3 separate regions of the Homo sapiens genome follow, and all the other regions are linked to region 3. Evidence: chromatin loops called from intact Hi-C (ENCODE). Cell type or tissue: left ventricle myocardium inferior. All regions are shown on one strand. Region 1 overlaps RIOK1 (RIO kinase 1). Region 2 overlaps SSR1 (signal sequence receptor subunit 1). Region 3 overlaps SNRNP48 (small nuclear ribonucleoprotein U11/U12 subunit 48).

Region 1 (8,000 bases), 200 kb after region 3:
GAGCCAGACTCCATCTCAAACACACACACACACACACACACACACACACACACACACACACACACACACACACACAATTAGTCGGGAGTGGTGGTGGGCTCCTGTAATCCCAGCTACTGGGTGCCTGTAATCCCAGCTACTGGGGAGGCTGAGGCAGAAGAACTGCTTTAACCTGGGAGGCGGAGATTGCAGTGAGCCGAAATTGCACACTGCACTCCAGCCTGGGTGACAAGAGCGAAACTCCGTCAAAAAAATAAATAAATAAAAGAGGCCGGGTGCGGTGGCTCACACCTATGATCCCAGCACTTTGGGAGGCCGAGGCGGATGGATCACCTGAGGTCAGGAGTTCAAGGCCAGCCTGACCAACATGGAGAAACCCCATCTCTACTAAAAATACAAAATTAGCTGGGCATGGGGGCGCATGCCTGTAATCCCAGCTACTCGGGAGGCTGAGGCAGGAGAATCGCTTGAACCCAGGAAGCAAAGGTTGCAGTGAGCCGAGATTGCCCCACTGCACTCCAGCCTGGGCAACAAGAGGGAAACTCCATTTAAAAAAAAAAAAAAGAAAAAGAAAAAGAAAGTCAGTGCTAAGTTAAAAAGTTGAGGAATAAAAATGACACACTTATTTATTCCATTAACAGATGTGATTGCCTACTATGGGCCAGATATTGGGTACTTGGCAATAGAGAAAACTCCTGTTCCATAAAAGTTCATAATTGAGGGTGACAGAATTAGGGACTTAGTATAATAAGTGACACAGTGTGACTACTTCTATTATAGTTGTAGGAGACTACACCTATGAAAACAATTTCTGCTGAAATACCCCTCCAGAGAGCTTTCTAACTGGAGCTTTAAAGTTCACCAGGCGGAGCAAAGTTGAGCAAAGGCAGAAATGGGAAGGTATTGCAAGGAAATGGAAAAAGAGGAAAGGACAGGATAAAACCTGAAGACCTGGCCAGGCAAGGCGACTTATGCCTGTAATCCCAGCACTTTGGGAGGCCGAGGCAGGCGGATCTCCTGAGGTCAGGAGTTCGAGACTTGCCATGGCCAACATGGTGAAACCTTATCTCTACAAAAATACAAAAATTAGCTGGGCATGATGGCAGGTGCCCATAATCCCAGCTATTCAGGAGGCTGAGGTGGGAGAATCACTTGAATCCAGGAGGTGGAGGTTACAGTGAGCTGAGATTGTGCCATTGCACTCCAGCCTGGGCAACAGAACGAGACTCCATCTCAAAAACAAACAAACCTGAAAACCTGTGTAGAGGCATACATGCCATGTGTTCAAAACTCTATGATTCAGAGACAAAAATAAAAATAGATAAACTGGATCACATCAAAATTTAAAACTTCTGTGCATCAAAGCTTGCAATCAACAGAGTGAAAAGACAAGTCACAGAATGGGAATAAACATTTGCAAATCACGTATCTGACATATCCAGAAAATACAAACAACTCAACAAAAAAAACCAAACCTGATTAAAAAAAAGACATGGGGCTGGACACTGTGGCTCATGCCTGCAACCCCAGAACTTTGAGAGGCCGAGACAGAAGGAGTGCTTAAGCCCAGGAGTCTAAGACCAGACTGGAAAACACAGTGAGACCCTGTCCCAACAAAATGAAAAAGAAAAAAAAAATTGGCTGGGTGTCATGGTCTGCACCTATAGTCTCAGCAGGCTGAAGCAGCTGAGGCAGGAGAACTGCTTGAGTCTAGAAGGTTGAGACTGTAGTGAGACAGGATTGTACCACTGTACTTCAGACTGGGTAACAGAGAGACCCTGTCTCTTAAAAAAAAAAAAAAAGACATTTCTCCAAAGAAAATATATAAATGGGCAAGAAGCACATGAAAAGATGCTCAACGTCACTAGTAATCAGGGAAACACAAACCAAAACCATAATAACATACACCTCACACTCATTAGGGGGTCTCTCATTGTCAAAACAAAACAAAAAACAAAATAATAGGTGTTGGTGAGGGTATGGAGATTAGTAAGTGCTGGTGAGGATGTGGAGCGATTAAAACCCTTGTGCATTGTTGGTGGTAATGTAAAATGGTGCAGCCACTACAGTAAACAGTATGGTGGGTTCCTCAGAAACTTGAAAATAGAAATATCATTTGATCCAGCAATTCTACTTCTGGGTGTATATTCGAAAGAACTGAAAGCAGCATCTTGAAGAGATATTTATACATCCATGTTCATAGCAGCATTATTCAGAATAGCCAGAAGGTATAAGCAACCCGTATGTCCATCCACAGATGAATGGATAAACAAAATATAGTATATACATACACTGGACCATTATTCAGCCTTAAAAGAAGAAATCCTAGGCCAGGCGTGGTGACTCATGTCTGCAATCCCAGCACTTCGGGAGGCCGATGCAGGCGGGTCACTTAAGGCCAGGAGTTGGAGACCAGCCTGGCCAACATGGTGAAACCCTGTCTCTACCAAAAAATACCCAAATTAGCCGGGTGTAGTGGCTCGCACCTGTAGTCCCAGCTACTCAGGGAGGCCAGGGTGGTAGAATTGCTTGAACCCGAAGGCAGAGGTTGCAGTGAGCCAAGATCACGCCACTGCACTCTAGCCTGGTGACAGAGTGAGACCCTGTCTCAAACAAAAAAAGAAAAAGATATCCTGTCACATGCTATAACATGGATGAATCTTGAAGACATCATACTAAGTGAAATAAGCCAGACACAAAAAGACAAATACTATATGATTCCACTTATAAGAGGTACCTAGAGTAGGTGAATTCACAAAGACAGAAAGTAGAATGGTGATTGCCAGGGGATGGGAAGTTGTTACTTAATGGGTACAGAATATCAGTTTGGGATGATGTAACAGGTGTGGAGATAGACAGTGGTGATAGTTTGTACCACAATGTGAATGTACTTAATGCCACTGAACCATACATTCAAATGGTTAAAGCATTAAATTTTATATTATGTCTTTTACCAGAATTCTAAAAAATTCTATATTCAGAAAGGCCTCTGAGGCCGGGCGTCGTGGCTCACACCTGTAATCCCAGCACTTTGGGAGGCTGAGGCAGGTGGGTCACCTGAGGCCAAGATTTCAAGACTAGCCTGGGCAACATGATGAAACCCTGTCTCTACAAAAAATATAAAAATTAGCTAGGTGTGGTGGCGTGTGCCTGTAGTCCTAGCTACTCGGAGACTGAGCTGGGAGGATCACTTGACCCTGAGGGGCAGAGGTTGCAGTGAACCAAGAGTGCGCCACTATGTTCCAGCCTGCGTGACAGAGTGGGATCCTGTCTCAAAAAAGAAAAAAAAAGAAAGAAAGAAAAGAAAAAAGAAAAAGAAAGAAAAGAAAAAAAGAGAAAGGCCCCTGAGAAACAAGGGAAAAGAATTAATGACCAAAAAACTGACAGTTTTCTTGCTAAACTTTCACAAACTTTGACAGTCTATGTAATCTTGCCAGATAATTGAAGTAAAAAGCTTGGATATCAAGTTGACTCAGGAGAAGAAAAAAAAAAAAAAAAGGAAAAAAAAAAAACCCCTGGCTTTACCATTGGCTGTTGTGCTGTATTTTTGATTCTTCATCTGTTAAGTAGGAAGGAAAAGGTCTCAGGAAGCTGTCAAAATGAATAAACTACACTATGCAATCTGGGTCCCTCAGAAGTGTCAAGCAAATGCAATTACTGGTTAGCATCCCAAATCTAAAAATCAAAAATCTGAAATACTCCAAAATCCGAAACTTTTTGAGCACCAACATTATGCTCAAATGAAATGTGAAATGGAGCAGTGAGGATTTTGGATTTTGATATTTCGGATGCTCAACTAGGGTAAGTACAAGGCAGATATTTCAAAACTGGAAAAAATCCAAAATCCAAAACACTTCTGGTCCCAAGCACTTGAGATAAGAGATACTGCACCTGTACTGCTATTTCCTATTCCTCCTTCCTCTCCCCATCTTACCTTTGAGAGATAAGCATCCATGTTCTCATGTGTAATGGATGGATCTGTGACAAATTCAAAGAGCTCCCGCACAGTCATGACAGCAACACTGTGCCTCATAAAGAAATCTGTCAGAAGGAAAAACGTTAATGACAGCTTTTATGAGGAAAAATATTATTATTCCAACTACCTTATAGAGAAACAAGGAGATAAAATTACATACCATCTCCCAGCAAATGGTTTAAGCATCACTGCACCAAACAATTTAGTGAGAAAATTTTACGCCAACAGCTTAACTGAGTACAAAACCAAAACAGACCAATGAGCTGTTTCGAAAATTGCCGTTTCTACTCACCATTGACGTTGGCGCAATCCTTTCTCAAGAACTCCAAGGCATGTGGGTGGTCGTGCTCCACGGACTGAGACACGTCAATGATATACACGCCTCCACCGTGGTACCTATGGGCCAGAGACACAGAAGCTGTGGGATGGTATTACTTTACTATGTTTTTCGTTTAAAATAAATTCTACTCTTAAAAGCAAGGGAAGTAGCTCACAAAATCACCAAGGTAGATAAGATGAGGCAATCTTGACTAACAGATGGAACTGGGAAAATTTCCAAAATCCATTCACTGTTAATGATCCAAGCAGTCAATTCGGTGACTAAGGTCACTGAAAAAAGGAATCCTATCTTATACCATTTGGAAGTCAACAATAAAACTTCAGAAGTTAGTGTGACTTCTTGGATTGGGATTTTGTTTATCATTTTAAAGGACACGAAACAACTGACAGGCAGTTCTTAAGAGACAAAATACACTCACAGCATGTTAAATTCACTGAGATCTGCATGGACAAGTCTGGCATCCTGATACATTCTTCTCATGTACTGAATGACCTGCAGGTACAACTCCCGAGCCTTGGATTCTGATAACTGGACATTTTTCAAGAGTGGTGCAGGCCTTGAATGAAAAGAACTAAGATAAAATGACCAAGAACAAGTTTTCTTGCTTCTTACTATACTGTTACATGCCCTTCTCTTCTACAACTCATCATGTGAGCTGTATGTGGGACAATCTGTCTCAATGCACATAAACCAAGAAGGTACCGGCAAATAGATGCTTTCCCAACACACTGTATAAGACCACCCTCCAACACAGGACTAACTTGCTCCTCATTCTGAAGCATTTTCAGACTTGAAAAGGTAGAATACATTGATAACACTTATTCACTAATATAGTGGGAAAGATTAATAAGTTATTCAAATGGGAAATATTCATATAGTGGATAAACTCAAAGAACTTAAAAATACAGTTCTGAGAATGCAATTATTAGCCCTTCCATGTACTTACATGTCATCTTTACCGATGAAACTCATGACAAGAACATGACTTCTTAGCATTATTGGTTCTGGACATGGTATCTCTGCTGTGTTTAGCCTGTGATATTATAACAAATAAAAGGACAACTGAAAAGTTGAAAAGGCATCTAAATAAATTACAACTGCAGGTCCCAAGATTAATATTGCTGTTAAGAAATAGCACCAAGGCCTCTCAAATGTATTATAATATTTCATAAACTCTAAGATTATTTTAAGTGGCACCATTATGTACCACCGAGAATGATAAAACACTAGCAATTCAACTATTACATCCCATAACCTGTAATACCCAAAGCAATTCCAGAGATGTTAAACTGAAAAAAATGTGCATCTTACAATGGAGGAAATAGAGGAGATAGGTCCACAAGTATCTTTTGTGTTGAATAGCCTGAAAAATGCTTAATAAAAATAGTTGGACTCACACCTAATAGCTTGTTGAACACAAAAGACTTTCAAAACGAGTAGTACTTGCTCAATACTACACTATCCAATGTGTCACCTGTGTACACCATATAAAAAGTTATAAGACATTTTTTAAAACTCCATAATTTTCAGGAAACTTGATCTCAACTAGATGAGGCCTTTACCTGATAAAAAGGTGTTAGTGCAAACAAAGAATATAAAAAAAGTGTCCAAAACTGGACTAAGAAAAGGAAACTATGATAAACAAAGAGTTCACGACCTAACAAGATTAGTCGAAAACTCCAATACCTACGAAAACATGACAGAGCATTATAACCATCTGATTGTGTCACTTTCCTGATTAAAATCCTTTAGCAGTTCCTTATTATCCTCAGTATAAATTCTAAACATTTTCAATGGCTTACAAGGCCTTCCAAATGATCTAGCTTCGTGGAATAAATATGAATTGTGGCAGTATTCTTTTGAAATGGATTCTCAGAATAGAAAACAACAGAATAGGAAACAATCTCTATTTGTCCAGACATGTGTTTCTTCTGCTTACTTCAGCAGACCTAATAGAAATAAAGGCCCTAACAAGTCCCTACATTTGGGCAGAACCACACTGGGATCTGCTGGGAGGAAGGGCTGATGTTCATGTACAGGGCATAGGACAGACATACACACATCCCAGACAGTCACCTGATTAAGTTCCTCATTTCTTTTTCTGCCCAAGTTTTCACCATTTTCCTAGGGTTTCCTTTACAATAGCCATGACGAAATCTTGAATAAGAAAAATGTTTATTATTTCAATCATTCCATTATTATTTTAATGTTTTAGGAAATAGAAATTAAACCAACTGGAGGGAAAAATCTGAACTTACCTGAATTCTCCACTTACATATTTATCCCGATCTTTGAACACCAAAATAGAAGTTTTATAAATTTTGATTGCTCTGCTCTCTCCATTTGCTGTGCTAGCATGGTATACATTAGCCTATATTAAGTCAAAAAAAAAAGAAAATGAAGTTTATGTTAAATAACCACTTTTTCAATCTATTTGATTCTAACCTCAAAAGTCAAGTGAACTGAAATAACATGCATAAGGAATACCACTGTCTTTTGAATATGTGAATTAAAATGTAAAACATTACATCAAAAGGACAGTAAACATAGCTCCAATATACAAATACAGTCACGTGCCACATAACGTTTTAGTTACTGACAGGTGACAGACCGCATATATGAGGTGATTCCGTAAGACTATAACAGGTATTTTTACTGTACTTTTTCTATGTTTAGATAGATAAATATTTACCATTGTCTTACAATTGTTACAGTATTCAGTACAGAAACCTGTTGTACAGATTCGGAACTACCGTATAGCCTGAGAGTGCAGTAGGCTATACTATCTAGGTTTGTATGAGTATGCTCTATAATGTTCTTCGCATAATGACAAATTTGCCTAATGATGCATTTCTCAGAAAGTATTCCCTTCATTAAGCAATGCAAGACTGTACAGTAAAATCCAATTTAAATATAGGGGAGAAGTGGTTTCAAACTTTTTTATATCTCAAGTATATGCAAAATAATTAAAGACATTCTTAAATCCAGTGATTTAGGCAAGGCGTGGAGGCTCATGCCTGTAATAGCAGCACTTTGGGAGGCCAAGGCGGGTGAATCACTTCAGGCCAAAAATTTGAGACCAGCCTGGTCAACATGGCAAAACCCTGCCTCTACTACAAATACAAAAATTAGCTGAGTGTGGTGGTGCACGCCTGTAGTCCCAGCTATTCGGGAGGGTGAGGCAGGAAAATTGCTTGTACCCGAGAGGCAGAGGTTGCAGTGAGCTGAGAACATGCCACCACACTCTAGCCTGGGAGACTGTCTCAAAAAAAAAAAAAAAAAAAGACTCTGTTTAAAAAAAATTTAAAAATCCAGTGATTTATAAGTTGAATTTTACTGAGAATTGCTTCCAGCAGAATGGGTTTTACACTTTTAAATAATTGCTTTAAAAAAAAAACAAAAACAGAAACTATATTGAGCCACAACACTCACATATATTTATTAGCTGGCCCTTTCAAGAGCCTGCAGACCCCTGCCATTATAGCTGAGTAAATCACAGTAAGAGTTTCCTTCAAGCTGGAGTAGTCAATTTTGAGTCAAAAGGATTTCAGAGTCTTCTCTAACAAACAGAAGGCAGTATACCCGTAGGTAAAGAAAAAAATAAGAAAGACTTGCTGACTCATAGAAACATAACCATAAACCCCTGGCCCCATGAGTAATTTATTTTATTAGAACTCAGGCCTG
Region 2 (8,000 bases), 300 kb after region 3:
CATAGATTTGGAATACCTGCTGCTTCCTTTTCTGACTTATCTCTGTGGGTCTCAGTTTCTTTTTCGCTTGCTTGCTTTTACTCTGTTTTTATTCTTTTTGCTTGCTTGTTGTATTTCTGAATCCTTATGTGCCAGGCACTGTTCTTGGTGCTGGGTGGGCAAACCAGATATTTTCTCTGCTCTTTCAGACTTTTTTTTGGGGCAGTTATATGTGTTTTAATGGCAGGGGGTGAGAAGCAGACAACAAACAGTATGTAAAATATATCTGGTGAAGAATAAGGGGGTTAGAGAAGATCTCTTAAAAGTTGTTCAGCTCTGAAATGTTTACTATGTAATACAACAGTAAGAATATTGGGCTGGAATTGGGATCATTGCAGCATGCATCTAGTTAATTTTATTTCCTCTCTGGAACGACTATAATCCATCCTACACAGCTTTTTTTCTTTCTATTTTCGTGTCATACTTGAACCTGGAACCTCTCATGATTCCAGATTTTGTCATTTCCTTCAAAATTAAACCACTAGTTCCCTATTTTCTTATTTCAGTATCAAAATATTTATTCTTATATATAGATTTCTGCTTCTTTTTTGACTTACTTTCATTTTTATGGAATATGTCTTCCAACTAAGCAAATCTGTTGCTATTTTATTGGTGTTTTTGAGTTATCATTTTTATGCTTCTGCACCTACTGTTTTATCTGGATAGGATGTCCCTAGTAATTTGTGAACTCTCCTAATTTCCCCCTCTTTAGGAACTCCTTACTGATTATCTGTGAGTCAAGCCTTTCATATGTATGTATACACATACCTTTAGGGTTTATGTTAAGACTCCACGTCTTCAACCCAGCCTGCATTAAGTGAATAGCTTTAACTAGATTAATACATTTCTGCTGCATTGTTGTTAATAAATATTTGACTAGTTGTGGTAAGATAACTTAGAGTGATGGTTGGAAGGGAATCCATCTAGGAATTTAGGATTAAAGATGGTATTTGGGGCACTGAAATTTGGGCATGTACTGAAATTTATTGATGAATTATATCGTTGTTACCAATTATATGAAATTACTTGTGCTCTCTGGCACTAGAATGTACTTATTGTGGAGGAAGAGGGTAGAAGAGAGATGCTGAACGCCATGAGGCACGCCTGTAATCCCAGCACTTTGGGAGGCCAGGACAGGAGGATCACTTGAGTCCAGGAGTTTGAGACCGCCTGGCCAAAATAGTGTGACACCATCTCTACTAAAAAAATTAGCTGAGTCTGGTGGCTTGCGCCTGTAATCCTAACTGTTGAGGCAGGAGGATCACTTGAGCCCAGAAGTTCAGTGTTACAGTGAGCTATGAGTGTGTCACTGCACTCCAGCCTGGGTGATAGAGTCAGACCCTGTCTCTAAAAAAAATTAAATAAATAAGTAGAGGGTAGGGAGTAGAGAAGGGAACTGTTAGATCCTTGATAGCCTTGTGTCGTTGACCAGAACTTTTCCATATCTTAATTTCTCCTGTCTTGAGAACCATTAGAGGAAAAAGAACAACTCTGATTATCCACTTTCTACCCTGGCCAATTAGTACAGAAGTGTTAGTACCCTCTGCTTTGTTACTTATCTCAAATCAGAAAATAATTAAGGTAGATTGAAATAGAAAGGCAGGAAAAGTATTACCTTCCATTGTACTAGACCACACCAGCAGGGGTAGGCTTGTGTGTAGACTGTCTAAGAAAGATGGGCCCTCAAAGGCAAGGCTGCTACAGAAGTCACCTCCAGAACTGAATGAGCTAGAAAGTTCACCTACTGCTGCTGTTCCCAAGATTTATCACCCTATACTCAGCTGCCAAGGCATCAAGGGATTGGGAGATATGGAAGGATCCTTTGCCACTGGGCCAGTGTCCTGGAGTCAAGTGAAGGAAAAGGGGGTTTTTCATAAGATCTAAGATATCAACAGCTGGTTTAGACACAGGTTATTGGTTTAGAATTTTTGAGGACAAACCTTTTTTTTTTTTTTAAGTCACCTTGGGCTTTCCCCCACCCCCCCACCACCCAGACAGAGTCTCGCTCTGTCGCCCAGGCTGGAGTGCAGTGGCGTGGATCTCCGCTCACTGCAAGCTCCACCTCCCGGGTTCACGCCAGTCTCCTGCCTCAGTCTCCCGAGTAGCTGGGATTATAGGCGCCCGCCACCACACCCGGCTAATTTTTTGTATTTTTAGTAGAGACGGGGTTTCACCATGTTAGCCAGGATGGTCTCGATCTCCTGACCTCGTGATCCGCCCGCCTCGGCCTCCCGAAGTGCTGGGATTACAGGCATGAGCCACTGCACCTGGCCTAGTCACCTTGGGCTTTTCTAACCCATTGATTATTCTTTTACTCTATAAAACTGGGTCGCAATGGAACTTGCCATCATTCCTGAAAGGTTTTTTTGTCCTCCCCATAGAAATGAGAGAGGTTTTTGTTTTAATTTTTATTAAAACAAGAGCTGTAGTAGTAATAACACTAACTAACTTAAAAAAAATTATTTAGCCAGGTGCAGTGGCTCACGCCTGTACTCCCAGCACTTTGGGAGGCTGAGGCGGGTGGATCACGAGGTCAGGAGATCAAGACCATCCTGGCTAACATGGTGAAACCCTGTCTCTACTAAAAATACAAAAAAATCTGCCGGGTGTGGTGGTGGGCACCTGTAGTCCCAGCTGCTTGGGAGGCTGAGGCAGGAGAATGGCGTGAACCTGGGAGGCAGAGCTTACAGTGAGCTGAGATCGTGCCTGGGCACTATACTCCACTACACTCCAGCCTGGGCAACAGAGCGAGACTCCGTCTCAAAAAAAAAATAGTTATTTAAAATAGATGATATATTCAAATGGCTCAGAACTTACAAGGTACAGAATATATGATGAAAAGTTTCCCTTGTGTGCCTTCCAGCCATGAAGTCATCTCCCTGTAGGCAAGCAGTACCACCAGTTTCTATACTCTCCTCTGGAGATTGTTTGCAATAGCTGAAATATTCTGGAGTTTTACCGGGTAGCAGATACTAAGCGTTATACATCTTACATGCTGAATAGCTGTAAGATAAATGAGTTACTTAGTTTTCCACAATCAGTGTTCCAAACATTTGCCATGTTTAAATCCCTAAATGAGTTTTCAGTCTTGGCAGCAACATTGCCTTCAGTGTCAGAAAGTGAAGAAGGCCATCAAGCATGAACTCTATCAGATTTTGTATTTTCTACTTCCAAATATATTATTCACCCATCGTTCTGCATTTTCTTCTTAATAATGAGTTGTCCTTGTTCTCTTCTAAGGCTAACCCTTCCACCTGTGTTCATCTCTTCCTGCGGAATTTTGTTACATTATTCTTTCCTTTTGTAACGTCAGGCATTAATCCTCCTCAGTGATTTGATTCTGTTAAGCCACACATCTGCTTATACTGTTCATCCACATTTGCTGCACCTACTTATCTTTACCAAGACCGGTGGCTTCTTGAAAGAGAAACAGGGACAGCTTTTCTCTTCTGCTCACTTCACATTTATTCTCTATCATGGTCTGGTCCCATATATCTAGTAAAACTAGTATTGCTAAGGTCACCAGCAACCTAATTGCCTAATTCCTTGTTTTCCGTTGTTATCCTGTTGTAGCTCTTTTCCAGCTCTTCACAGGATAGTTTCATCTGAATGCTCCATAAGTACTTCACATTTTATATGTCCAAATCTTTTGCCATGTGTCCTACTCCATAAACTCTTTATTGTTTTGATATGGCTCCAGTGATTCAAGCTGTTGTCTTGTTACTTCTTCCGTTTGTTTTTATTCCAAAACCCATTAATCAGATATCAGGGATTTCTCTTGCTGAAATATACCCTGTTCCTGTCTATCCCTGTCATTTATGGTTTCAGCCTCTCTGTCTCTGTTCTCTTTTCCTACTTATGGGTCTCTTTTCTCAGAATAGAAACTTACTCTTACTAAATGAATGAAATCATTAAGGATACTTAAAATATAACTTACAACACAGTTTCACAGTCATTGAACAAGTGTGTTTGAGTGCACTCTCTCTTAAGTGCATGAGCTGGATGGTGGAGGATTTTAAAATTATGAGATAATCTTTGCTCTTGACAAGTTTTATCTATTGGAGGAAGGAGTATTTTATGTAAGTGAAAAGTTAAATGCCAATAAACAATGGCATCCTGAAGCATCTCAATTTATTAAGAGTCTGGATACTTCAAAGGTGTGACTGTCTCTAATCCATATTGATGCCTGGAGAAATGATGCTGCACTGTGTTTAAAGTTTTAAATAAAATTTGTTCACATTTTAAAAAAATTTGTTGAGATACAGTTTATGTATCATAAAATTCATCTGTTTTAAACATACACTTAGTAAATTTACCAAGTTCTGCAACATAAATTCAGTTTTAGGACGTTTCTATCAACCCAGGAAGATCTCTGGTCACACTCTTTTTTTTTTCCTTCAAAATTATGTGACTGATCCTCACAGGAAAATTTTGTTAATTAGAATGGAAATCTCTGTAGGCTGTTAACAAGGTACTTGAGAGCAGAGGTGGGCATAATGTGGTTGCAAGCCACATCTAGCGATCCCCATTCATTTACGTATTGTCTGAGGCTGCTTTCACACAGTAGCCCCAGAGTTGAGTTGAATAGTTGCAAGAGAGGCTTTATGGTCTGCAAGGCCATATCTGCTATTTGGCCATTTACAGAAAAAGTTTACCAAGCTCTGTTCTAGAACCTTGGAGTTCACAATATGGTCTGAATACCAGCAGCTTTGGCATTTTCTGGGTGCTTGTTAGAAAGAGAATGATAGGCTTTGCCCTAGACCTGAATTAGATCTGCAACATCCCCAAAGAATTGGTAGGCACATTACTGTTCAAGAGGCACTGCTCCAAAAGTTCTGTTTTAATTAATGAGGTATGATGAAATTCTTATTGCTAATCCCAGCAAAGCTGTAGAGAAGCAATATTTCTTCCTAACATAAAGTGAAGTCTTTATTTCTTTTTTTTGAGTCGGAGTCTTGCATTGGGGCATTCTCAGCTCATACAACCTCTACCTCCCGGATTCAAGCGATTCTCCTGCCTTAGCCTTCCGAGTAGCTGGGATTACAGGCATGTGCCACCACACCTGGCTAATTTTTGTATTTTTAGTAGAGAACGGGGTTTCGCCATGTTGGCCAGGCTGGTCTCGAGCTCCTGACTTCAGGTGATCTGCCTGCCTCGGCCAAGTGCTGAGATTATAAGTGTGAGCCACCGTGCCCGGCCAAATCTTTATTTTTAAATAATGATTTTTTTTTCTCCCATAGTAATCTCCTCTTAATTGTTCTTTTTCTTAGGTAGAAGATAAAGAGGAAGAAGATGTGTCTGGTGAACCTGAAGCTTCACCGAGTGCAGATACAACTATACTGTTTGTAAAAGGAGAAGGTAATACAGAAGTATTAGTTTTAATTCAGATGTAGGCATTTTAAAACGATGAGCTTGTTCATATATATCTGAATACCCATATCTGTAAAGTAATATTGTTGGCATTTAAAGGGAATACGTAGGTGATATAGACACAATAAAAAATAAACCAAGGGGAAAAAATAAAATAAATACTACCTAGTTTAACTAGAAATTGACTGTCCTTTTCAAAGATTTTGTTTTTGAGACAGGGTCTGGCTCTGTCACCCAGGCTGGAGAGCAGTGGCCCCCTCTCGACTCACTGCAACCTTCACCTCCCAGGTTTAATCGATTTTCCTGCCTCAGCCTCCTGAGAAAGATGATGTTTTAAAACTTCTTTAAACTGCCACAGCAAAGTAACTTTGTCTTTTTTTTTTTTTTTTTTTTTTTTTTAAGATGTAGTCTCGCTCTGTCACCCAGGCTGGAGTGCAGTGGTATGATCTCGGCTCACTGCAACCTCCGAGGCCTCCCGGTTTCAAGCGATTCTCCTGCCTCAGCCTCCCTAGTGGCTGGGATTACAGGCACGTGCCACCACGCCTGGCTAATTTTTTGTATTTTTAATAGACAGGGTTTCACCATGTTGGTCGGGCTGGTCTCGAACTCCTGACCTCGTGATCTGTCCGTCTCGGTCTTCCAAAGTGCTGGAATTACAGGCATGAGCCACCGCGTCTGGCCCTTTGTCACATTTTGAGTGTTAACCATTAATGAGATACTTAATTTTTCCAATATGGTCTAGGTTAGAGCCTAGGATTTTTTGTTTGTTTGTTTTTTGAGATGGAGTCTTGCTCTGTTGCCAGGCTGCAGTGCAGTGGTGTGATCTCGGCTCACTGCAACCTCTGCCTCCCAGGTTCAAGTGATTCTCCTGACTCAGCCTCCTGAGTAGCCAAGACTACAGGCACGCTCCATCACGCCCAGCTAATTTTTGTATTTTTAGTAGGGATGGGGTTTCACCATGTTGGCCAGGATGGTCTCAATCTCCACCTCATGATCCGCCCGCCTCTGCCTCCTGAAGTACTGGGATTACAGGTGTGAGCCACCACACCCGGCCAGTGCCTAGGTTTTATTAAAAGAAAATAATTATGGCTGATAATTTATTGAGGGCTATATTCTCAATACTTGGCATGTATTATTTAGTTCTGACAAACCCACTGAGCGTAGTCATTGTCGAACTGAAGTTTGGAGAAGAAACTGGTCAGGGCTCCCAGTTCATAAATAGATTGGAGAACACAGGATCCAGACCTAGATCTGTTGGCCCCATAGCCTGTGCTGTACTCAGTGAAACTCAGCTTTGTAGACTACTGTATAATTATTGAAGACTTAATATTGAAAGTTATGAATTTTCTTGGTCTTCTTACATTTTCTGTTTTATTCTCATGTGCTTTTGAACTTTATGCCTGTAGGAAGTATAATTTTATTATGCTTTTTTTCTTCCATTTTTGTAGCTACATCCTTGGGTCTTAACCTTCAAATTTGCATTTTGATTAATTGCTTAACGTGGATTGGGATTGCCTGATTAATTTTTACGTTCTAACAGATGCTAGTTTTCAGATGAAACTCTTGGACTTTATCTTTTCTTCATTCTTCTATTTACCTGCACAGATAACACTAAGCTGGAGGTGAAGGTGACTTCACCAACACACGTAACCCTGCTGCTTGATTATTTCACTGCCAAAAATACGCAACTCTTTTTTACCACATGATTTGGATGTGATCTGGTCTGAAATTGAGACGCTTATTGAATGCTTATGTGGGAGTGCTAGCGTACAGACAAAAGGGTTTCAGCCTATACAGCAACTTGAACCAATTTCTCGTTAGTAGGTGACTGGAGTGCTCTATTGGAAGGGATTCTGACACCAAAGTCCACAGGAAAGGGTGCCAGAATCCATTAGTAATGCCTTTTTAAATATTTTGTGCTCTTTCCATGTGTTCTAATTTTTTTGTCTCTATTTTGTTTCTCAGATTTTCCAGCAAATAACATTGTGAAGTTCCTGGTAGGCTTTACCAACAAGGGTACAGAAGATTTTATTGTTGAATCCTTAGATGCCTCATTCCGTTATCCTCAGGACTACCAGTTTTATATCCAGAATTTCACAGCTCTTCCTCTGAACACTGTAGTGCCACCCCAGAGACAGGCAACTTTTGAGTACTCTTTCATTCCTGCAGAGCCCATGGGCGGACGACCATTTGGTTTGGTCATCAATCTGAACTACAAAGATTTGAACGTAAGATCCTCTAAACCTTCTTTTTGTTTAAGTTAGAGATGGATGGGGGCGGTGACGTTGTTTAATAGAATATATCTGTTCATTCAGTTGCCTGTTTTGTGGTTGAACCTGTGATAGCCACCAGGGAAGCAAAGATAAATTGCACGTTTCTTCTTCAAGTCTAATCCAGTGGGGGAGGCATATGAAAACAGGCACTAGAACATGCTGATAAGTGATGCATACTAGAGATAAGGGGAATAAGGTGCTATTGTGTGGGAGTGGAAGTGAAAATGGAGATGTAAGTAAAGCTATGAGCCGGATCTTAATGGGAAAAGGAGCAGTAAGACACACAATGGAGTCTACAGCTTATTCAGATGTTAAGAT
Region 3 (8,000 bases):
GGCACGATCTTGGCTCACTGCAACCTTCGCCTCCCGGATTCAAGCGATTCCTGCCTCAGCCTCCCAAGCAGCTGGATTTCAGGCGCGAACCACCACACCTGGCTATTTTTTGTATTTTTAGTAGAGTCAGGGTTTCACCATGTTGACCAGGCTGGTCTCGAACTCCTGACCTCAGGTGATCCACCCGCCTTGGCCTCCCAAAGTGCTGGGATTACAGGCATGAGCCACCACGCCCGGCCTGTCTCTTAGTTTTAATAATGCATTTTTCATACATACTCTTAAAAAAAAAAACACTTTAATTCGAAATGAATGTTTTACTTGTTCTGGTTTACGTCAGATAAACAAAGTCCCTATAATTCAGTCCACCCCAGGGTTGGATATCAAAGATTAGCCTGTTGAGAAGTATTTCTTACTTATATCCAGTTTATCTTCTTTAAATAAAAACTATTTAATGTTTAGATTTTGAGGACTTCTAATGTATTTAAGTCAACAGGGATTGATTAGAGATGTCAAAAATTACTTAAGTAGAAGAAGCACTATAGTTATTATAAAACAGCATATGAATCAAAAAGGATTACTAAGCAAATATTTCATTTGTATAAGAAAAGGACTAAGTCATAGGTAGCTTTAAACCTAATTAACTGAATGATAGTAAGATGAACAAAATTACCAAACCAATACAATAAGCTTTAATTCCTGATTACCAGTGGCCCTGGAGAGACAGGATATTATTTGAGAGCCTAATATTTGAAAGTACTTTGTGTATAAAACTAAGTAAGATACAGACCTTGCCTTCATGGAGCTCACAGTCTAGCAGCGATAATAATAACTATTAAGCTCAAGAACAACTATAAGCTAGGTAGGGTGGCAACAAAATGGAAAAGATGATCAGCTCTGCTTGAACAAGTGAGAAAAAGGCTTCAGGAAATGGCTGAGATGGGTCTTAAAGGATGAGGAGGAGTTTACCAAGTAGGCTTTTAAAAAGAGGTAGGCAGCAGAACACAAAAGTGGAAAGGCATAGATGTGGCACAGTGTGGATGAGGAACTCTAAGTAACTCAGGCTGGCTAGAGGACAAGTTATGCATTTCATGGCGTAGTAGCAAAATACAAGAAGTAGGTAGGAGCCAGGATCCCAGAAGTCTTGAGAGCCATTCAAAGAATGTGAATTTTGCCACTGAAGAGTTCTCACTTTTTTTGAGACAGGGTCTCACTTTGTTGCCCAGGCTGGAGTGCAGGGGTGAGAACACGGCTCACTGCAGCCTCAACCTCTCAGGCTCAAGCAATCTTCCTGCTTCAGCCCCACAAGTGGCTAGGACCACAGGTATGCACCACCACACCCGGCTAATCTTTGTATTCTTTGTAGAGACGAGGTTTTGCCAGGTTGCCCGGGCTGGCCTTGAGCTCCTGAGCTCAAGTGATCACCTGCCTCAGCCTCCCACAGTGTAGGGATTATAGGCATGAGCCACCATGCCAGACCGCCACGGAAGAGTTCTATGAGGTGACTATTCACTCTAGCAGTATACAAGGGAATGGAATCATATGCAGTAAATTTAGAGACAAGTAGAAAAATTAGGAAAATGACCATCATTTCATTAGGAACTGACCAGATGATAAGGAGTGGAAGGAAGTATCTAAAATGACTCCTTGATTTCTGGCTTAGGTTAATAGATGAGAGTCATCTCTTTAACCAGGACAGTAATGCTGGGGAAAGAGGAGCAGATTGAGAAAAAGGTAAGTTTAGTTCTAGACCTGATGAACTTGAGATCCAGGTACATGCCTTGTAAGCAGCTGGACTACAGAAATAGACCTCAAATGATTTACATTTACTAATTCGGTATTAATTCACATCTCTCAAGCTATCAAAATTTTACTAACAAAGGCAAAATTGACTGTCAAAATTTAGATGTTCTCTCTGACCCTACATACCCTTATTTGAGGAATTAGCAGGAAAAAGAAAGAAAGAATAAGAGAAAGAGGAAGGAAGGAATGAGCAGAAGAAAGGGATCTGGGAAAACCGTGTTTAACAGTTAATGTCCTGCCTAGACAATACTTTCATATGTCCTGTTTAGGAAGCAAGCAAGTAAGAGATAAAAAAGGGAAAAAAACATCCAATCACGCATGTAGAGATCTATGTCACTAGAGTGGTGGTTATTTGAACTGAACTATAATGAATGTTAAGAATCATCGTCAATTGTTTACTCTCCTTACTTTAGCTTATTCTTAAAATCTATTTTCTCAGCATGGTCTACAACAGAAGAACCTGTTCTATTTTTAAAAAGTACAGAATTCAACGTTGGATGATGCAGGGTTAGACCCACCTCTCTTTCCTTCTTCTCGACTCACAGTTTTTATCCTTATCTTTGTTTCTTTTTCTTTTATGTGGGCTTCTACTCCTATCCCTTCTATGTCGTGAACACTCAGCATCCAAATAGCTTCCACCAGACTGCCGTGAATCTACTGAAGCTGATCGCCTTTCTTCATTCCTAAAACACAGAAAAGAATGTTAATCAGTTTGTGTTACCACTGGTCTCCAGTATACGTACACAGACACACCAGTCTAAAGTGTAATATTCTATATCAAACCAATGGTAGATATGGTCTAAATATGCACAATCTTATAACCCATATAAAAGGACAAATAAACACAGCTCTTAACCCATTTATGCCTGAGGTTGCAATTTTTTTAATTTTTGCAATGAGACCTTGGCGATGACCTTGAGCAGTAGGACATAAATAACTCCCACATGCTTGGTGTTCCCATAATGGAATACTAGGCATAAATGTTAGTATGTTTTGCTATTTGAATATTTCACTAATATGGCTATCCCCTGAAAACTGTCAAAGGGTAATGTCAGAACAACTCTGGTACAATAACCCTGGGCACTGACAACGAAAAACAAAAAGCATTTTCACGAGTTTACTGTGTGCTATCAAGGGTTTTGGAAATGCTAAAATTTAACAATTATAAGTTAATTGTTATCTGTTATCAAAGAGAGAGTATTTTCACCAATAAAGATAATGACGTACTTTTCGGCATCATCCTCTGCCTTCTCTTGCTCTTCTTGCCAATGATTGCTGAGTTCTTCCATGTGCACATTTATCACATCTCGAATCACCTTGGGAGAGGTAAGCACCGAACTTCAGGTAAGAAAACTGCTCAAAAAATTAAGACTGTAACGCTAGAAAAATCAGTGCTAACAATCAAATATTTACTAAGTGCTATGACATAATTGACTGTGGGACTTGTGCAGTTTAGAGAACACAGAAAAGGCAATGGTCAAACTGGAATATGAATAGTAGATAAAAGTTTTACAGCAATATTAAATTTGAAGTTGCTATAACTGTACTACCTTTATGTGAGAAAATATCTCTGTTCTTAGGAAATACATACTGGGGATAAAGGGTTATGAGGTATGTAATTTAACCCTTAAAGAATTCAGGGGAAAAAAATATGTACAGATCGAGATCGAGAGAGTGAAAAATGTGCAGAGAGAGAGAGAGAGAGTGCCAATGAGAAGCTATGTGGCAAAATGCTAACAATGGGTGATCTGGGTAAAGACAATATGGGAGTTCTTGGTACTATTTTTAGTTTTGCAATTTATCTCTCTATTAGAGCTTATTTACAAATGATTTTTTTAAAACCTTATAATTAAGTCATCTTGACTTAATCATATGACTTAATAAGACAAAATATGAAACATACAGTCACTTCACAGATACTTTCTGAATGACTCTATAAAGAAACTTTCAAATAGGTAAAAACCACTTGAAAGTTTTTCCTTTCCTATTTACCCATGCCACCAAGCACAGGGTTAGTCACTGCAGAGGCAAAGACAAAACTAAAATAGGAGTTTACACTTCCCTCATGATTAAATAGAAAATGTTTTCAGAAAAAAGGTATAGGGGACACGGGGCAATCTCAGAAACACTATTCATTCAGGCCTGACTGCATTTCTCCCCACCTTAAAGAAACTTTCAATGGCTCTCAAAGTAAAATCGAACAATATCCAAACTCCTTAATGAAGCCTTCAGAGCCCTCCAGGATTTTCCTACATAAGATAGAACTTAGCCTCATCTCTCAACAGAGAAGCCCTAAGCTCTAGCCACCCTGGGTTACTAATGAGTCTCTGAAAAACTCCTATACTTCTATCTGCTTTTCAGAATGCTAGTTCTTCCACCCGGAAAATCCTTATCCACCACTTCTCCTCCTCCACTATATTCTCCCATGGAAAACCTAAGATATGCCAAGGTCCAACCTAGCGGAGTGACATGAGTCACACACACCTATCTCAAGTTCCAGCTCTCGCACTTCCCTGGCAGGCCTACAAGCCTCCCTGTCAGCAGCTCTATGTAAGCGCCTTGAAGCCTGCTATTTGCACAGAATCCACCTAGCTCAGGCTCCACCACATAGGCAAGAGTCAATAGCAGACATTCCTTTATTCCTCCTTGCTTCTCCCTTTCCCTCAAATGCTTTTCTCTATGAAGCCCTTGCCAATCTTTTATTTCAATTTTTGAAGCTGGGTGATGGGTACATTCCTTAGACGATGCTATCCACTTTAGTATATGTTTGAATATTTCCACAATAAAATATCAACTATAAAACCGTAAAGAATGCTAGCAGCAACATTTAAGCTTGATTACAAGGGTTATGAGACGAGAGAAGAAATAACTGATGAGCCAAGTATCTTAGGGACTATGAGAATCACCAAGGTAGTATGACAGGGACCCAGGTCTCTACTTGCTAAGTTAAGTCTAAAACACAGATTTTAACTGTAAAAAGAACAGCATAAAATTTAGAGCTAAGCTGTGTGGTACAGAGTATTAGTACAATAAACTAGTGATAGATTAGTCAACTAGCACCTCATGGAAATGGTGGCCCTTAAACTCAACAAGATTTAAAATGGCAAAAACAGAGCATTTCAGGTAAGAAAGTAACAGGTAATAGGGCATGGAGGTAAGAATAATTATATGCAATCAGATATAGTTTAAGAGACATGCTTGACTAAAGCAAAAGAAATGCTTGGGAAAAGGAGGCCAGATTATGGAAGGTCTTTTAAATCAGAGAGAAGTAAGAAATAATACGGGAACAATTAGGGAATCAATGAGGCAATTATTTGTAGAGTCTGGGCAAGGTAATTCACATACCAAAAAAATTCATCAACTCTAACGAGCCATTAAATGGCATCTGAAAATAAGTCTAGACATACACCAAGAGACTAATACATAAATAATGTATATCAAGACATTTCTTAAGTCCAAATATTTACTAGAGTACATAAAAACATGCTTTCTGCCAAAAAAGATAATAGCTAATATTCATGAAGAAATTTGTGTTTGCATACATTCTGTCAGTCAATTCTCATAACAACCCTGCAAAGATTATATTATTATTATTATGAAAAGAAAACATTCAATCTAAAAAGCTCAAATAACTTGCTTAAGTCAAAGAGCCAATGAGAAACAGCAGAATCAAAAGTCAAGGTATGGTCTACCTAAACCCAAACTCATGCTCTTACCATGATACACTACTACTTTCTCACAAGGAGATATCTTTTAAGATTGTACAATTGTTTTATATAAGGTTCTTATACTATGAAAGCCTTTGCTTGCTAAAGGGTGGATCTAGAAGTGATGGAACAGATACAAATCAGGTGTGGCCACCCTGAAGACACTTTCAGAAAATTTCCAAAGAATTGTGGAAATTCATAGAACAGATTTAGAAAATTACCTAAGGGAAATTCTTATCAACAAAGATTATGTAAAACTTACCTCAGTATATGATTTCTTGGTTATGTGAACATTCTTGGCTCTATAGGACTGGCGTCTTCTTTTATAATCTCGTACTTCTGCCAGGATTTCAAGGTAGGATTTTGGACTTTTTCGACTATTGTCTAATGAAAGAATAAAATAAAAGTATTATATCCTTCAAAGCTTTTAAATTCTATGAATTATCAAATAAATACATCACAATCCTATATTTTAACTTGTTTCAAAGTAGCACATAAAAACATTCTAAAAATTGTATATTATTTATATACACGGGCTAAGTTTTATATCATTTCTTCTCTCCAGCCATTAGTTGAACATAAGAGTGCTTAGGTACATAGATTAAAGTAACAGCACAGTTGTAATATTTTCACAGAAAGAAGGTACATTTAATGTAAAAGTCAGAGTAAAACCTCAGGTACTGAGTAAATATCCCTCAGTATCCATGCAGAATTTGTTCAGGAACCCCCAAGGATATCAAAATCCATGGATGCTCAAGTCTCTGATATAAAATGGTGTAGTATTTGTATATAACCTACACACACCCTCCAGTACACTTGAAGTCATCTCTAAATTACTTTCAATACCTAATACAGGCCGGGTACAGTGGCTCACGTTGTAATCCCAGCACTTTGGGAGGCCAAGACAGGAGGATCACTTGAGGCCAGGAGTTTGGGACCAGCCTGGCCAGCGTAGCAAAACCCCATCTCTACTAAAAATACAAAAAGTAGCCAGGTGTGGTGGCACATGTCTGTAATCCCAGCTACTCAGGAGGCTGAGGCACGAGAATTGCTTCAGCTTGGGAGGCAGAGATTGCAACGAACTGAGATCGCGCTACTGCATTCCAGCCCGGGTGACAGAGTAAGACTCAGTCTCAAAAAAACAAAACAAAAAAAACACCAAAAACCTGATACGATGTAAATGCTGCATGAATAGTTGTTAATATATTGTTTATGGAATTATGACAAGAATAAAAAGTCTCTACATGTATAGTACAGAGGCAACCACACACTTTTATTTTTTCCAAATATTTTCAATCCACCGTTGGTCAAATTGATGGATATGGAACCCACAGACACAGAGGGCCAACTTCATGTCAATATTAAATGATACAAAACCATTTTACTCTAACTCAAAGTGGCCCAAGAATTAAATCATCTTAATAACACTCATAGAATAAAATGATAATGAAGAAATGTAAAGCCATGATGTGCATCTCAAACCTTGATTGATTTTGGCAGCCAAGTCTACAAAGAGATCGCTGTCATTTTCAATAATTTGAGAATCAGAGCGCTTTTTCTTTGTCTCCTCAACTACGAAATCATAGAGGGCAAGACGATCAGCTTGAGTTAGATCACAAACAAACCGTTTGTGATTCAAAGGAACTTCAACAGGCAATGAAGAATAAATTCCTAAAGTAAAAATAAAATCACAAGAATAAACAATACATGAAGCATTGTGAACTTAAAATCTAATAATTATCTTTAAACATGTGCTTTAATAATGCAATATTAACACAAACTTTTTTCATAATCCCTAAGTATACAAAATATCAATCTAAGCAATAAATGACAAACAATTCTATCCTGAATGTTATATCCACAAAAAAAAAAAAAATGTATTATGGATGTTTGCTATTCTCTCCAACAATATAAAGACAGATCCCATGGAGGCAGGCAGGAATAATCATAAGAGACAATTTGCTCTAAGAAAGCCTTTTGGGTAACAATTTTTATAGCCATCTACAAAAGTAGGTATCTGTTGATATGCTTTTCCCCATCAAAGTTGGGGGAAAAAATGCTTTTAATAAGTAATATGCATTACAGTCCCTTTGAAAATAAACTATGGAAATATTAAAAACTGTGTAAAAAATATCTTTTTGTATGAGACATCAAGCTAGATGGTCAATATTCAAAATATATCCCACTTGTGCAAGGACTTAGAGCTAGGGGCCACAAAATAATTAAGTAGCAGAAATCCCACACCTCCTCACGCCAGGAAAGCACAGATTAAATTAAACTCATTTTAATTTCCTGAGGAGGAAGCATAGTGGCTTAACCAAATTAATTGAAAAAAGTTAATAGCAGTGCCCCCCGGTAGTTACAGAATTTTCTAAAATCTGCTCATTAGTGAAAAAAAGTAAATACAATACCTTGATATGATGTATTAAACATTGAAGAAAATTTTTGTTTTGAGATTCAAATTTTCTCAAATAAAAAAATGATTGGAACTGT

What was found. Hi-C counts contacts between places; a loop is a spot of excess contacts. Peaks named below come from ENCODE experiments on the same cell type or tissue, not always from the same donor. Only the 100,000 strongest peaks of a DNase experiment are listed, where the experiment ranks them.
Region 1: it touches region 3 in a loop (2.9-fold over the local background); 31 of 110 quality-filtered maps call a loop at or near these places.
Region 2: it touches region 3 in a loop (3-fold over the local background); 43 of 110 quality-filtered maps call a loop at or near these places.

Annotation. Positions count from the first base shown.
Region 1 is chr6:7,401,290-7,409,289 of GRCh38, reverse strand. RIOK1 (RIO kinase 1) reads right to left here. Exons shown (of 17, transcript NM_031480.3): 7 at 6,575-6,687; 8 at 6,393-6,473; 9 at 5,263-5,349; 10 at 4,735-4,872; 11 at 4,269-4,372; 12 at 3,935-4,041. Among named protein-coding and RNA genes, the nearest start is that of RIOK1, 15 kb to the right of the region's middle. In left ventricle myocardium inferior, no CTCF peak of the experiment used is centred here; no DNase peak of the experiment used is centred here.
Region 2 is chr6:7,300,947-7,308,946 of GRCh38, reverse strand. SSR1 (signal sequence receptor subunit 1) reads left to right here. Exons shown (of 8, transcript NM_003144.5): 3 at 5,310-5,397; 4 at 7,375-7,637. Among named protein-coding and RNA genes, the nearest start is that of SSR1, 8.3 kb to the left of the region's middle. In left ventricle myocardium inferior, no CTCF peak of the experiment used is centred here; no DNase peak of the experiment used is centred here.
Region 3 is chr6:7,600,514-7,608,513 of GRCh38, reverse strand. SNRNP48 (small nuclear ribonucleoprotein U11/U12 subunit 48) reads right to left here. Exons shown (of 9, transcript NM_152551.4): 5 at 6,990-7,178; 6 at 5,770-5,891; 7 at 3,028-3,116; 8 at 2,319-2,483. Among named protein-coding and RNA genes, the nearest start is that of SNRNP48, 14 kb to the right of the region's middle. In left ventricle myocardium inferior, no CTCF peak of the experiment used is centred here; a DNase peak (open chromatin) is centred at 4,333; H3K27ac peaks cover 2,646 bases.